Regions from separate parts of the Homo sapiens genome. Here region 2 is linked to region 1. The links are chromatin contacts, found by Hi-C or POLR2A ChIA-PET in ENCODE. All regions are on one chromosome and are shown on one strand. Each heading gives the region's core, a stretch centred on a gene start or an enhancer-like site at or near the end of the contact. The rest is flanking DNA. Distances are from core to core; before and after follow the strand shown.

Evidence for each region. A loop is a pair of places that touch in the nucleus more often than their neighbours do. ChIA-PET counts read pairs that join two places held with the same protein, here RNA polymerase II (POLR2A). Pooled maps may share reads with other maps.
Region 2: a map of endothelial cell of umbilical vein shows a loop between it and region 1 (23-fold over the local background). The contact joins the promoter of ZNF318 here to the promoter of OARD1 in region 1. A Hi-C loop is called at or near these places in 2 of 168 maps with a recorded cell type or tissue (endothelial cell of umbilical vein and naive thymus-derived CD4-positive, alpha-beta T cell) and 8 of 50 pooled maps. POLR2A ChIA-PET finds 5 or more read pairs at or near these places in 1 of 52 experiments (B cell).

What each region holds. Positions count from the first base shown.
Region 1 is chr6:41,070,655-41,076,720 of GRCh38, reverse strand. It overlaps OARD1 (O-acyl-ADP-ribose deacylase 1), which reads left to right and starts at 4,365. Exons shown (of 6, transcript NM_001329686.2): 1 at 4,365-4,485; 2 at 5,046-5,125; 3 at 5,445-5,589. The coding sequence starts at 5,087. NFYA (nuclear transcription factor Y subunit alpha) reads right to left here and starts at 3,747. Exons shown (of 10, transcript NM_002505.5): 1 at 3,637-3,747. RefSeq lists silencers at 2,857-3,016, 3,047-3,676 and enhancers at 4,057-4,106, 4,137-4,346.
Region 2 is chr6:43,365,842-43,371,907 of GRCh38, reverse strand. It overlaps ZNF318 (zinc finger protein 318), which reads left to right and starts at 2,261. Exons shown (of 10, transcript NM_014345.3): 1 at 2,261-2,941. The coding sequence starts at 2,543. LOC124901227 (atherin-like) reads right to left here and starts at 2,544. Exons shown (of 2, transcript XM_047419609.1): 1 at 2,521-2,544; 2 at 567-2,485. The coding sequence starts at 2,544. The coding sequence ends at 1,787. RefSeq lists silencers at 2,008-2,107, 2,298-2,497, 2,588-2,777, 2,788-2,857.

The DNA.
Region 1 (6,066 bases), core at 3,116-5,615:
TTGCTCTTAACACAAAGTTTTGAATGGTTTTTCCTCAAAGAGAGAGAAACAAATAATAAGTGTTTATTCTGGCTAGCATGAAAATTCTCTTCCTAGTGCATTCTCTTCTCAGTGCAATTCTCTTTGCCCCACTATTCCAAGGTGCAAAAGCTGAGACTTAGCCAACCACTTACTAGGAACCCATTCTATGTGGACCTACACAAACTCCAAAGCTAAAACCTCTTCAGAAACTCAACTAGTGTAAGCATATGAAAAGCCATAGGATTATCACAGTTGATAATCACTACCAGGCAAAGCCTAGAACAGTAGCTTTTTAACTTTTTTGACCACAACCCTTAGTAAGAAACACATTTCATTATCACAACTCAGTGCACACATGTATAAAGCATGTAACTGAAATGAAAGTTTCATGAAACAGCATTTACCTTTATACAACACAAGATGCACTTTGGTATTTTCTATTCTTTTTTTTCTTTTAAGAGAGGGGGTCTCCCTATGCTACCCAGGCTGGTCTCAAACTCCTGAGCTCAAAGGATTCTCCCACTTCGGCTTCCCAAAGTGCTGGGATTACAGTCGTGAGCCATCATCATGCCTGGCAGATATTTTCTATTCTATTATTTAAAAATTCCCAGCATTGGCTCACTCAATTTCTTTCACAACTCAACAAGTGGGTCCTGATAGACGCTTGATGAAAGACTAGACTACAACAAAGGGCTGTCCAGCTTCCCCATCATCCTACAGATTTCTGGATTGGAGCTTTCTAATGCACTTCTCTCCACTAATTATGTACCATGTGCCAGACACTGTTCTGAAGGTTTTAAAAATAAAAAGAAATCTCTGACGAAGATTCAAACTTCAAAGAGTCTTTAAGTTTAGTAATGGACTAAAAACCTATACTGGAATCCTAAGAGATAAAGTGATATGGGAATTTGGAGGACAGAGATTTGTTCCAGCTGGGGATAAATCAACAAGGCTTAAAAAAAAAAAGGTACTACTTGAACTTTTTTTTTCTTTGCTATCAGAGGCCTGCAGGATGAACTGGTCTTAAGTGTGAGAAAGATTTAGCTATGTGATGATGTGGAGGAAGGTGAAGTACTACAAATCAAGAGAGCATAAAAACAAGAACAGAAATATTTCAGCATGTGAACAGTGGACTAAACAGGAAAAAAAGCTTGGGGCCACACTACTTTCTCTCAAAATGTCAGACAAAGAAATTCTTCTGCAGACTGGTGGAAGCTTGTAAGGTATTTAGCAAAAAAGTTACCAGATTATAATGCCTTTTAGAAAGATGCCAAGCAAAAGTATTTAGTGATTTTGAAGTGACCAGAACATACCTATTTTTAAATACTAAGGTTAAAACATCTATTTCAGGTCAGGACGCAGTGGCTCATGCCTGTAATCCCAACGTTTTGGGAGAACAAGAAGGGAGGATGGCTTGAGCCCAGGAGTTCCAGGTTAGTGAGCTACGATTGCGCCACTGTACTCCAGCCTGGATGACAGAGGAAAGCCCTGTATCCAAAAACAAACAAAAAAACGTTCCAAAGGCAAATATACATGTTTTTTAGACTACTTAAGCTCTATCATCTCATCTGCTAATGCGGATAACGTGACAATCAAATGAATTAAGAAAATCACTTAAGCAACAATGAAAAACTCACCCTAAAAAGTGAAAATAAAACCTGTCCCCGAAGTTTTAGTAATGAAAGAGCACTGGAATACGAGTTTTCTGAAACCTATTAGTTGTATAACATTAAATGTGAATTTAGAAATGGGCACCAGATACTTAAGACCTTTATGTGCCAGGGAATGCACTAGATGATTCACATGAGTAAAAATAATTTTCAGAGTCCTAGGACAAGTCTCCTCTTCATCCCCAAAGAACTCAGCCACTATCACGGGGCAGAACCCATAAACAAGTCAGAAACTCGTTTTTTCAATCTTAGGAAAAAATATAGCTCTAGATCCCTTCTACTTGAACCTCCATACAAAATAATAACTGTTTCCAAAATATTCCTTAGCAAGATATACAAGTATTTTACCAACTGGGCTTTCCCCCCTAAACTATCACAACTACTGCCCACTTCCCTATCCCATCTTCCTGCCTCCAACAGTGTAATTTGATTCCTCTGCACATGCTTTTCTTCTCTTCGAGCAAGCTCTTCCATCTTTCCTGTGGAAGAATTACCATCATTCTTCAAGGCCAGTCAAAAGTGCGGTGGTGATAAGCCTTTCACGGAGGCTAGCTCACGCATGGATACTTCACAGCAACTGAACTTGGCCCCTTTATAGCACTAACCGTTAGGTATTAACTACCTGTTCACCTGTCAATTTCCATCAGGTAGGCACAGTTCTTATTGACCTCTACGTACTCCCTCCCTAACACACGGATTATACCTGGCATATACTAACTGCTGGATAATTGGTTGCCAACAGCAACCTCTCACCCTAAGGAAAACCCCACAACACTGTTAGTTTCTAAACATCTGCTGAGAAAACGTTAACACAGGACTTGAAAGTGTATCAGAAAAACATAAACCAAGAGATGAGTGGACTGGGTCAAGCCTGACACAAAGTAACATAGAAAGGCGAAGGCAAAAACAAAGGGAAAAAAAACCCCCAAAACTGTACTATATTCCCAAGGGAGGGAGATTTCACAAAATGAGCAGTGGATAAGATTAGTAATATGAACAGCAAGTTGTGCAGCCTCCGGAAAGAATGCGCAAGGGTATCAATCTTCTAAGAGTGAGGTTCCAGGCACCGAATGGACTGGTCTTACAGCCCGGACAAGAAACGGAGACCGCTTGGTTGGGCTCCAAGACGGAGGTGTGCGGTCCTGCCACTGCGAACGGGGCGGGGAAGAGAGGAAATGACGAGCCAAAAGGGGTGGTAACGGCGCCGGGCCGGAGACCCGGGCGGAGCGGGCTGGGAGGAGGGGCGCGGCGGAGCAGGGGGAGTGGGCGAACTAACGGCCCCCTCTCCCCACCAGGGAGACAGCGGGGGCGGGCCCATAGGGCTCCGAGGCGTGGGCGGGCCAGCCCCGTTGCCAGCCGCACACGGGACCCCGCGGCCGCGGCGCGCACCCTCCCCAGGCCTCCCTCCCGACCTAGAGGGGCTGCAGATAAGACAGACCCGGCTCGCTGGGAGCGGGGAGCGGGGGGCGCGGGCCCCGGGGAGGCTTCCTGTCCCAAGGGCCGGAGAGTGGAGAGTGCAAGGGCAGGTTTAAGTTTGCGGCCAGAACGACCAGGAGGAAATCGCCGAGGCCCAGGGCGCGCATGTGTCCCCTAGTGTAGGGCCATTCGTGGCCCCAGGCCTGGGGCCTGAGAACCTGGGCCTGAGTCGGGGAACAGGGACGCATTCCCAACTGGCCCTGGCACCCTGCGAGGGTCGGAGCCCCGAGGTGCCTGCTCCCCGAGGCGCCATCCCCGCGCGGGGCGGCCCCTGCAGGCCTCGGCCGGGAGTGCCCCGAGGCGCTCGCAGGCCCCGGGCCGGGGCCGCTGGCCGCCCGGCTCGGCTAGGCTCAGCTCGACTCCCCGGGCTCGACGGGCGCCTGGGCCTCTCCTGAGTGGTCAGCGAGACCCGCCAATCGGGGCGCTGGGGCCGGCTCTGGGCCGCTGGATATTGGCTCCTCACACTCACCGTGCCTCGCTCCCCCGGTTCGCTGCCCGCGCTGATTGGCTCCAGTACCGGACTCCGAAACCCAATCAGAGGCTCCAGCCGCCGCTGCCGCCGCCACTGCCGCTGCCTAGCAAAATGGCGAACCCGAACAAAGGGGAATCGGGCCTCCCTCCAACCGCCTCCGCGCAGGCGCCTCTGAGGCCACGCCCACTAACTCCAGTTCAGGGATCGCCCCACCCCTTCGGAGGAGCAACGCGCAGGCGTTCCCTGAAGCCACGCCCACCTTCCCGCTTTGACACCACCCCCAGTGAAAGGAATACGCAGGCGCTTTCCAGACGCGCCAGACCCTTCAACTCAAAACGCTGCCTTGAGCTTAGTACTACGCAGGCGCTAACTAGCCCCTTTGCCAGCTGCCCACCCCTTTCCAAGTGGCCACTAGGACACACCCCTGCGGCTAATGCGCAAGCGCCACTTTTCCCGACTCGTGGGGCAGTTTCGTTACGCATGCGCGGGCGGCGGCGGGAAACCACGGAATTTACTGCCGGAAGTTCGGCGGCCTTCGCCAAAGAGTGTGGGCTCGGCTAGCAAGCTAGAGGGGCTCGTTTCCGCCCCGCTACCGGGCGGGGGCGGCCATCTTAGATGCGTGCAATTAAGGGCTTTGGCGGGATTGGCTCCGCGTTTGGGCTGGTCCGCTGCTCCCCACCTACCAGGGTCGGATCCGGAGCCCTTCCCCGCGGGGCGGGGACCTCCAAACAACCGACTCCTTTCCAGGTGAAGGGTGACTTGGGTACGTTGGGGCTTTGAGCGAGCCTCCCCGCACCCTCCCATAGGACCCCAGGACAGACTGCGTCCTCGCTGACCCGCCCTAGGGTAGGAGACAGAGAATGGGAGGCTTCAATAGACTCTTTCCTTCTCCCACGCACCCCCCAAAAAAGTGGGGGGTGAACGTTCCTTGAGAGGCCGCCTTCCTTTCCCCACGCCTGGGGCTCAGCACGCCAGTACCCTGTACACTCTGTGGTTGCGGCTTAACGGGACTGTGGCCAAGTCCCTTCTGTTTTCTTCTAAGCCAGACCCACTGGGGAAATACTTTTGCGTCGTGCAGAGAAAAGGAGACCGTCCTAAATCGGCCTTGCTCCGGAGTGGCCCTGGAGAAAGGAGGAGGCGTGTCTTAGGGATGGGCTTTGCTTCCGCTGACGGAGCGGGGCGCTCCAGGAAAGCACGAAATGAGAGCGGGTCGAGACAGCCTCCGAACCTAAGCGTTCTTCCTCTTTGCCCCAGAAGGGTTTTGTATTACGTCCCAGGGGCCGAACAAACTCACATTCATCGATAAACGTTGGGGAAAAAAGCCTATTAAGTGGTTGTACAGGGCAATCAGAATATTATATACTAAGGCTGCCTAAGCATTTTTACTTCCTTTTCCCTTCTCATAGCTGAAGAAACACTTAAATTCTGGAAATAGCGACTCAGTATCATGGCCAGCAGCCTTAATGAAGATCCAGAAGGAAGCAGAGTGCGTAACAACTATTGACTTATTGGTGAACTGAAATTCGTAATAATGGAGGTCAAAAGCATAAACACTTTTTAATTAAATTAATGATTGCATTATCTTTTTTTCTCTCTAGCTGATTTACTTTAAAAAGGCTCAAAATTCTAGGCAGGGATCATCCATTACTTTCCTTTTACACATGCTGTAATTGGTTTGGCTTTAAATCAGATTGGAGGAAGGGGTGCCGGGAGAGGTAGTCGTGGGGGACACAAAATACAGAAAAATAGCTTAGTATTTTACTGTATCTAATAAAACATTGTCTTTTCCTTTGCACATTTTTTAGATCACTTATGTGAAAGGAGACCTTTTTGCATGCCCGAAAACAGACTCTTTAGCCCACTGTATCAGTGAGGATTGTCGCATGGGCGCTGGGATAGCTGTCCTCTTTAAGAAGAAATTTGGAGGGGTGCAAGAACTTTTAAATCAACGTGAGTTTTGGAAACCACTTACCTGGTTTGCCCTGGCTAGAGCACCTTTTAATCTGTTACACTTTAATAAAATATGCGTGTAAAGAGGGGATTCCTAAGAACCAAATGTTTTTAAGATTTTCCTCCCCAAGAATGGCCTCTAGTTTAGACGTTTACCATATCAAAACCCAACTCCTGTGAAGGTTTTTAATCTCTTCCTCTTGTATCATGAAACTTTCTTGACGATATTACTGTACTTCTCTGAAACTTGAAATAACTCTGAGATGCTTAGTCTATAGGTTGGCATTCAAGATCCTTTACTTACCAATATTCTGCTTTCTCTTCAAAGAGGAATTTAGAAACCTCTTCTTCCTTACAGACCCCTCCCATCACTTTCTACGGGCCACTTTAAACCAGAAATGTGCACTAGAATCCTATGTAAAGCTTCTGCAACAGTTTCTCCGACCACATTCCAGGCTTAACAGCATCAGTGTCCAC
Region 2 (6,066 bases), core at 1,012-3,511, 2.3 Mb before region 1:
AGCCCACAAAGGTGCATAAGAGAGAAAAGCCAACATTTGTGATTCCTCCTTGTCCATAGGGAACCGATTTTGGAAGGTAACAGCATCCTGCACTAACCAGGAAAGTCTGTGTTCTTTCCCTTCAATCCCTTCTCCTCCTGGGAGGAGGGGGTCAGAAATAGCAGCTAGCCAGTGGGAGAGGAGGAGCAAACTTTGAGGAGCAAAGGCAGGGATGTGGAGAAACCTACCATACCACTTTTAATATAGCAAGCTTCAAGTCTGAAGCAGGTAAAAGCAGGGGTAGGGGAGAACCTTTAGCCTGAATAAAGTTTAAAGTTTTGTTCTGTACTATATATTTTCTACTGCAATATGACTACTGTCATGACTGAAAAATACTTGAAAAGTGAAAGGATCTGCAAGAGATTTCATGCAGGATACAGAACTATGCATAGAGCAAGTGTGAAGGGGAAGCAGAAGAGTTTTCTGATTATACACCGTGTCTCCCCCTGTCTTGAAACACCCCAGCTCCTTTGATAAAAATATTCAGTATTAGAAATGGGTTGAGGAGTAAAAGTTGATACAGAATATAACAAACATGATTTAAAATTTATTGACTCCAAGTATCTATACACACTGATTTACATTTTTTTCACATTTATTAAGTCCCACCAAAAGTATGGGTAACCAAAATCCATATATACTCTAATAAAGACAGGGCATACACCTCTGGCATATTTTTATTATTTTTTTCATTAAAATGTTATTGGTTTCTTATTTTATATAAATTATATAAAATGTGAAGCTGGGTAAAAGTAGTCAACTAGTAAAAATTTTATACATTTTTACTGAGTATATGCCATTATAAGAACGTATGGAAATGGATATATATATATATGGATGTATTTTTTGAGAGAGGGTCTCACTCTGTCACCCAGGCTGGAGTGCAGTGGCATGATCACAGCTCACCGCAGCCTCAACCTCCCGAGTAGCTGGGGTACAGGAACGTGCCACCACACTCGGCAAATTTTTTTTTTTTTTTTTTAGAAATGGAGGTCCTTCTACGTTGCCCAGGCTGGTCTCGAACTCTCAGGCTCAAGCAATCCTCCTGCCCCGGCCTCCCAAAATGGTGGGATTATAGGCGTGACCCTTTGCGCCTGGCCCACTTTTGTATTTAGGATGCAGGGCCCTGAGATTGGCATCTAGGAAAATTCTGGACTTAGGCCAGGGGAGGGGGCATGCCTGGATCTCTTACAAAAACTTGCCACGCCTCCAGTTGGTCATGATGTGGGCCCCTGGTAATGAAGGACCTCCACCATGACCACAAGTACTTTAGTCAGAAAACAGCTCGAAAACGTGTGAAGAGAGTCCACCAAACAGGCTTCGTGTGAGCAACAAGGCTGTTTATCTTACCTGGGTGCAGGCGGGTTGAGTCCGAAAAAGGAGTCAGCAGAGGGTGGTGGAATTATCATTAGTTCTTATAGGTTTGGGATAGGTGTACAAAGTACATTCTTAAGGGCGGGGGAGAATATTACAAAGCACCTACTTAAGGGCAAGGGGGAGAATATATCCTGTCAGTTAGGGTGGGGCAGGAACAAATCACAATGGTGGAATGTCATCAGTTAAGGCTATTTTCACTTCTTTTGTGGCTCTTCAGTTGCCTCAGGCCATCTGGATGTATACGTGCAGGTCATAGGGGATATGATGGCTTAGCTTGGGCTCAGAGGCCTGACAACGTCTATTTTGGGTTTGATTCTGGCCCACCACCTCCACCTCGTACTTTCCTATCCTCAATTTCAACCTCTAGAAATTAGGCAAACTGGAAAGTAAACTGATGCGGGTCGTGTTGCTTCAGCTGGGGACAGGATTTCGGTGGGCGCTCCTGCCGGGGTCCGTAACCTCCCACACAGCTAACGTTTACAGGCCCGTTTATATTATCACGAATGGTTTTCAACCATTTCGTGTCCATCCCTAAATTAAGAGGCTTGAGGGGCGGCACGAAAGAGCGAAGACACCTCCGCACGGTCTCCAAACCCCTAAGTCCAGAGGCCTGGAGCATCCCCGGAAAACCAGATCCCTCTCCAGAGAAGCCCTTCCTTCCGCTCCGCCCACCCCGCGCGGAGGCCACAGGGGTCACGTGGCGGCCGCGGGAGGGGGAAGTGGGCGGCTCTGCGGCCGCCATCTTGAGGATTCGGAGGCGGGGCGTGCAGAGCTCAGGGCGCGCGCTTCGCTTCCCCTCCCCTCGCCCAGCCTCGCGCCGGCGTCTGTGCTCCTCCCCACTTTTCTTGGTTCCTGCGGCCGCTCCCTGAGTGGAGGAGCGGGGAACCCCGGAGGCGGGGGGGGGTGTGTCGGACGCGTGCTCGCGCCCTCCAACCGCCAGCCGCGGGGGCGCGCTCGGCCGGGCCCCCGGGGCGACGCGGGGCCGAGGGGAGGGGGCTGCTCCCGCGGCTGAGGCGGCGCGCAGCGGCCGAGGTGGCGGCGGCTGCAGCTGCGGCGGCGCGCTCCGAGCCTGCGTCTAGGGCGCCCCCGGGTCAGAGCTGTCGCCGTGGCCGCCGCTGCAAGAACCATGTACCGCAGCAGCGCTCGCTCCTCCGTCTCTTCCCACCGGCCTAAAGACGACGGCGGGGGCGGCCCGCGCAGCGGCCGCAGCTCTGGCTCCTCCTCAGGCCCGGCTCGCCGCAGCTCACCGCCGCCTCCGCCCTCCGGCTCCTCGTCGCGGACCCCGGCTCGCCGACCCCGCTCGCCCTCAGGGCACCGCGGCCGCCGGGCCTCGCCGTCCCCGCCACGGGGTCGTCGCGTCTCCCCGTCCCCGCCTCGGGCCCGTCGCGGCTCCCCGTCGCCACCGCGGGGCCGACGACTCTTCCCGCCGGGCCCGGCCGGCTTCAGAGGCAGCAGCCGGGGGGAGTCCCGCGCCGACTATGCCCGGGACGGCCGCGGAGACCATCCAGGCGACAGCGGCAGCCGGGTAATCCCACCCCTCGTCCAGGACTCCCTCCATCCCCCAGTCCCCTCCCCCGGAATTCCCGTTTCCAGAAACGCCCGGGGCCTCCAGACCAGGGTCCTAAGCGCGAAGCCTCCGGCCAACTCCCTCGGGGATGCCGAGCCTGGAGGCTTCTGTCAGACCCGGGAGCGTTGACACAATAACGGACTCGGGAGCGCACGGGCGTCTCGTCGGGAGTGCGCGCTCCGTTCCTTAGGAATAGGCTGTTTCTCTCATGCCGGGTGAGGTGTGGAAAGTTTGCCAAGGCGAGGGGCATTTCGTCCAAACCGTGTGTCTTGGTACTTTTTGTAGAGTTGATGTGTCCTCGGGGTTCCGTACTTTTCATCCCCTTACACCTGAGCTGCCTTCCTGGATCTTAGGGGAAAAAGCCGAAATGTCCGTTTTTGTGGCGAGTTAGGGACGCTTGAACCCTACCAGGCTTTACGTCTAGAGTGTAAACTGTTAGCTTAAATGAATTGGAGCTGCTGCTTCGGAATGAAGTGTGCAGGACCACAGTCACTGCCATAGCCACTACCTCTTATCGAGTTCTATGTCAGGAATTATGCCTAGCCTTTCACTTTGCACATTATTTTAACCCTCACAAGTCTTTGAAGTGAGGCAGTTAATACTATTCCTTGTTGTACAGCCGAGGAACCAACCCAGAGAGGTTCAAGTAACTCGACTGAGGTGACACGGCTAAGTGGTGGAGCTGTGCTTCAACTCAGATCCGCCTGGTTCCCCAAATCCATGATTTGAACCTCTATGTTTCACTGCTAGAGGAACGGAGCATGAGTTTAAGTTTAGTTTTAGAAATAATGTTGACCTTTAACCATAACCACCACCCCAAGAGATCCTCTAGGTAGAGTCTGGTTTTTGGGAATTTGTTTTATTTTTAGTTCATCAATCTTTTTATTATTATTATTATTTGAGAAAGAGTCTCACTCTGTTCCCCAGGCTGGAGTGCAATGGCATGATCTCAGCTCACTGTAACCTCCGCCTCCGGGGTTCAATCAATCCTCCCGCCTCAGCCTCCCAAGTAGCTGGGATTATAGGCGCCTGCCATCATGCCCGGCCTCTTTTTTTAAACTTAGTAACAAAGTTCTGCTTTTTTGAGTGGCTCTCTAACATGTATGTAAGTACTGTGAGTACTTTGGTCATGGTTAAATTGATTTGTCACTATGTTAAGATTTCCAGTTGAGCAGTGCCAGTGTGGGTGGCAGTCACTACAGAGGAAGGAAGAACAGAATGCTTGTTTACACAACCTCCTTTTCTTCTCCAGTGCGCAATGTATTTGCTCCAGTCTTTTCTGTCTGAGTAAATAGCATCATCCGTTGCTTACATCAGAAACAGCCATTATCTCCCTTCTTCCCACATCTAATTTGTCAGATTACCTCATCTGTCTAACCCGTTAGCTTTACCTCTAGAATACATCCCCAAAACTGCCATCCTCCTGCCATCACTCTGGTCTAAGCCCTATTACCTCTTGCATGGATTGTTGCATTTGGCTCCTTTACACTCCGCCCTTGCTACCCTCCAGTTTGTTCTGGAGGTTACACAGAAATCAAATTGATTTTTAAGCCCTCATTTTATACATTTGACATGTATTTATTGAGCATCTACTTTGCATTAGGACTGTTCTGGACTACCCTGGGGATACAACAAAGTACAAACCAGAAAAAAACTCCTATCCTTATAGAGTTAATATTCTAGCAGGGAGAGTTGGATAATAAGTTGAAGTTAGAAATGCGATGGTATGTTAAATGTAATTAAGTACTAAGAAGGACTAAGAAGTACTAAAATAGGGCCGGGCGCGGTGGCTCACGCCTGTAATCCCAGCACTTTGGGAGGCCGAGGCAGGCGGATCACGAGGTCAGGAGATCGAGACCATGTTGGCTAACACGGTGAAACACCGTCTCTACTAAAAATACAATAATTAGTCGGGCTTGGTGGCGGGCACCTGTAGTCCCAGCTACTTGGGAGGCTGAGGCAGGAGAATGGCATGAACCTGGGAGGCGGAGCTTGCAGTGAGCCGAGATCGTGCCACTGCACTCCAGGCTGGGGACGACAGAGCAAGTCTCAAACAAAACAAAAAAAAAAGGACTAAGAGCAGAGAAGGGAGTTACAGTTTGTGTGCGTGTGTGTGTATGTAATATAGTGTTGCTCTGTCACCCGGGCTTGAGTGTAGTGGTGTGATCATAGCTCACTGCAGTCTCAAACTCCCACGCTCAAGCGATCCTCTCACCTCAGCATCCTGAGTAGCTGGGACTACAGGTGCGTACCAACATCCCAGCTGATTTTATTTTAAAAAAATGTTTTGGTGTGGGGAGGGATTTCACTATGTTGCCCAGGCTGGTCTCAAACTCCTGGCCTCAAGTGATTCTCCTGCCTCAGCCTCCCAAAATGCTGGGCTTACAGGCATAAGCTACCATGCCTGGCCCGGGGAGTTAAAATTTTTGAGAGTAGTCAGGGAAGGCCTCCTGGGAAGGTGATTTTTGAATAAAGATCTGAAGGAGGTGAGGGTGTGCTGTGCAAGCATCTGGAGGAAAAATGTAGTCAGATGATGTCACTATCCTGTGTAAAACCCTCCTATAACTGTTAATTGCACTAAGAATAAAATCCAAATTTCCCAACTGTGCTTTCTGCCTATCTTTTCCTCTTCTGTCACTTTGCTGCAGCCACACCGGCCGCTTTTCTGTTACTTAAAGTATACCAAGCTCTATACTGAGGTGGTTCTTTTCTTTGCCTGAAACATCTTTCTACCTGTTCTTTGCAAAGCTGACACCTCATTCTTCAGGCCTCAGGTTATCACCTGAGAAAAACCTTTTCTAACCATCCTATCTGAAGTAACTCCTTTTATGGTACCATGTTTTAATGACTATAGCACTTACCAGAAGAATTTTTTTTTTCTTTAAACTTGTTTTTGGCTTACCTCCTTCACTAGAAGTATGTACACTAGAAGTAGGGTTCTGAGAGCAGGGACTTTATTCACTTCTCTTTTCCCATGCCCAGTAAGAATGAGAGGTCACCGTTTAGGAGAGTTAGAGGTATGGGCTTATATCTCTAAGAAAATGATAATTTTTAAAAAGTGCTTTATTTTTGGTATAGTGTCT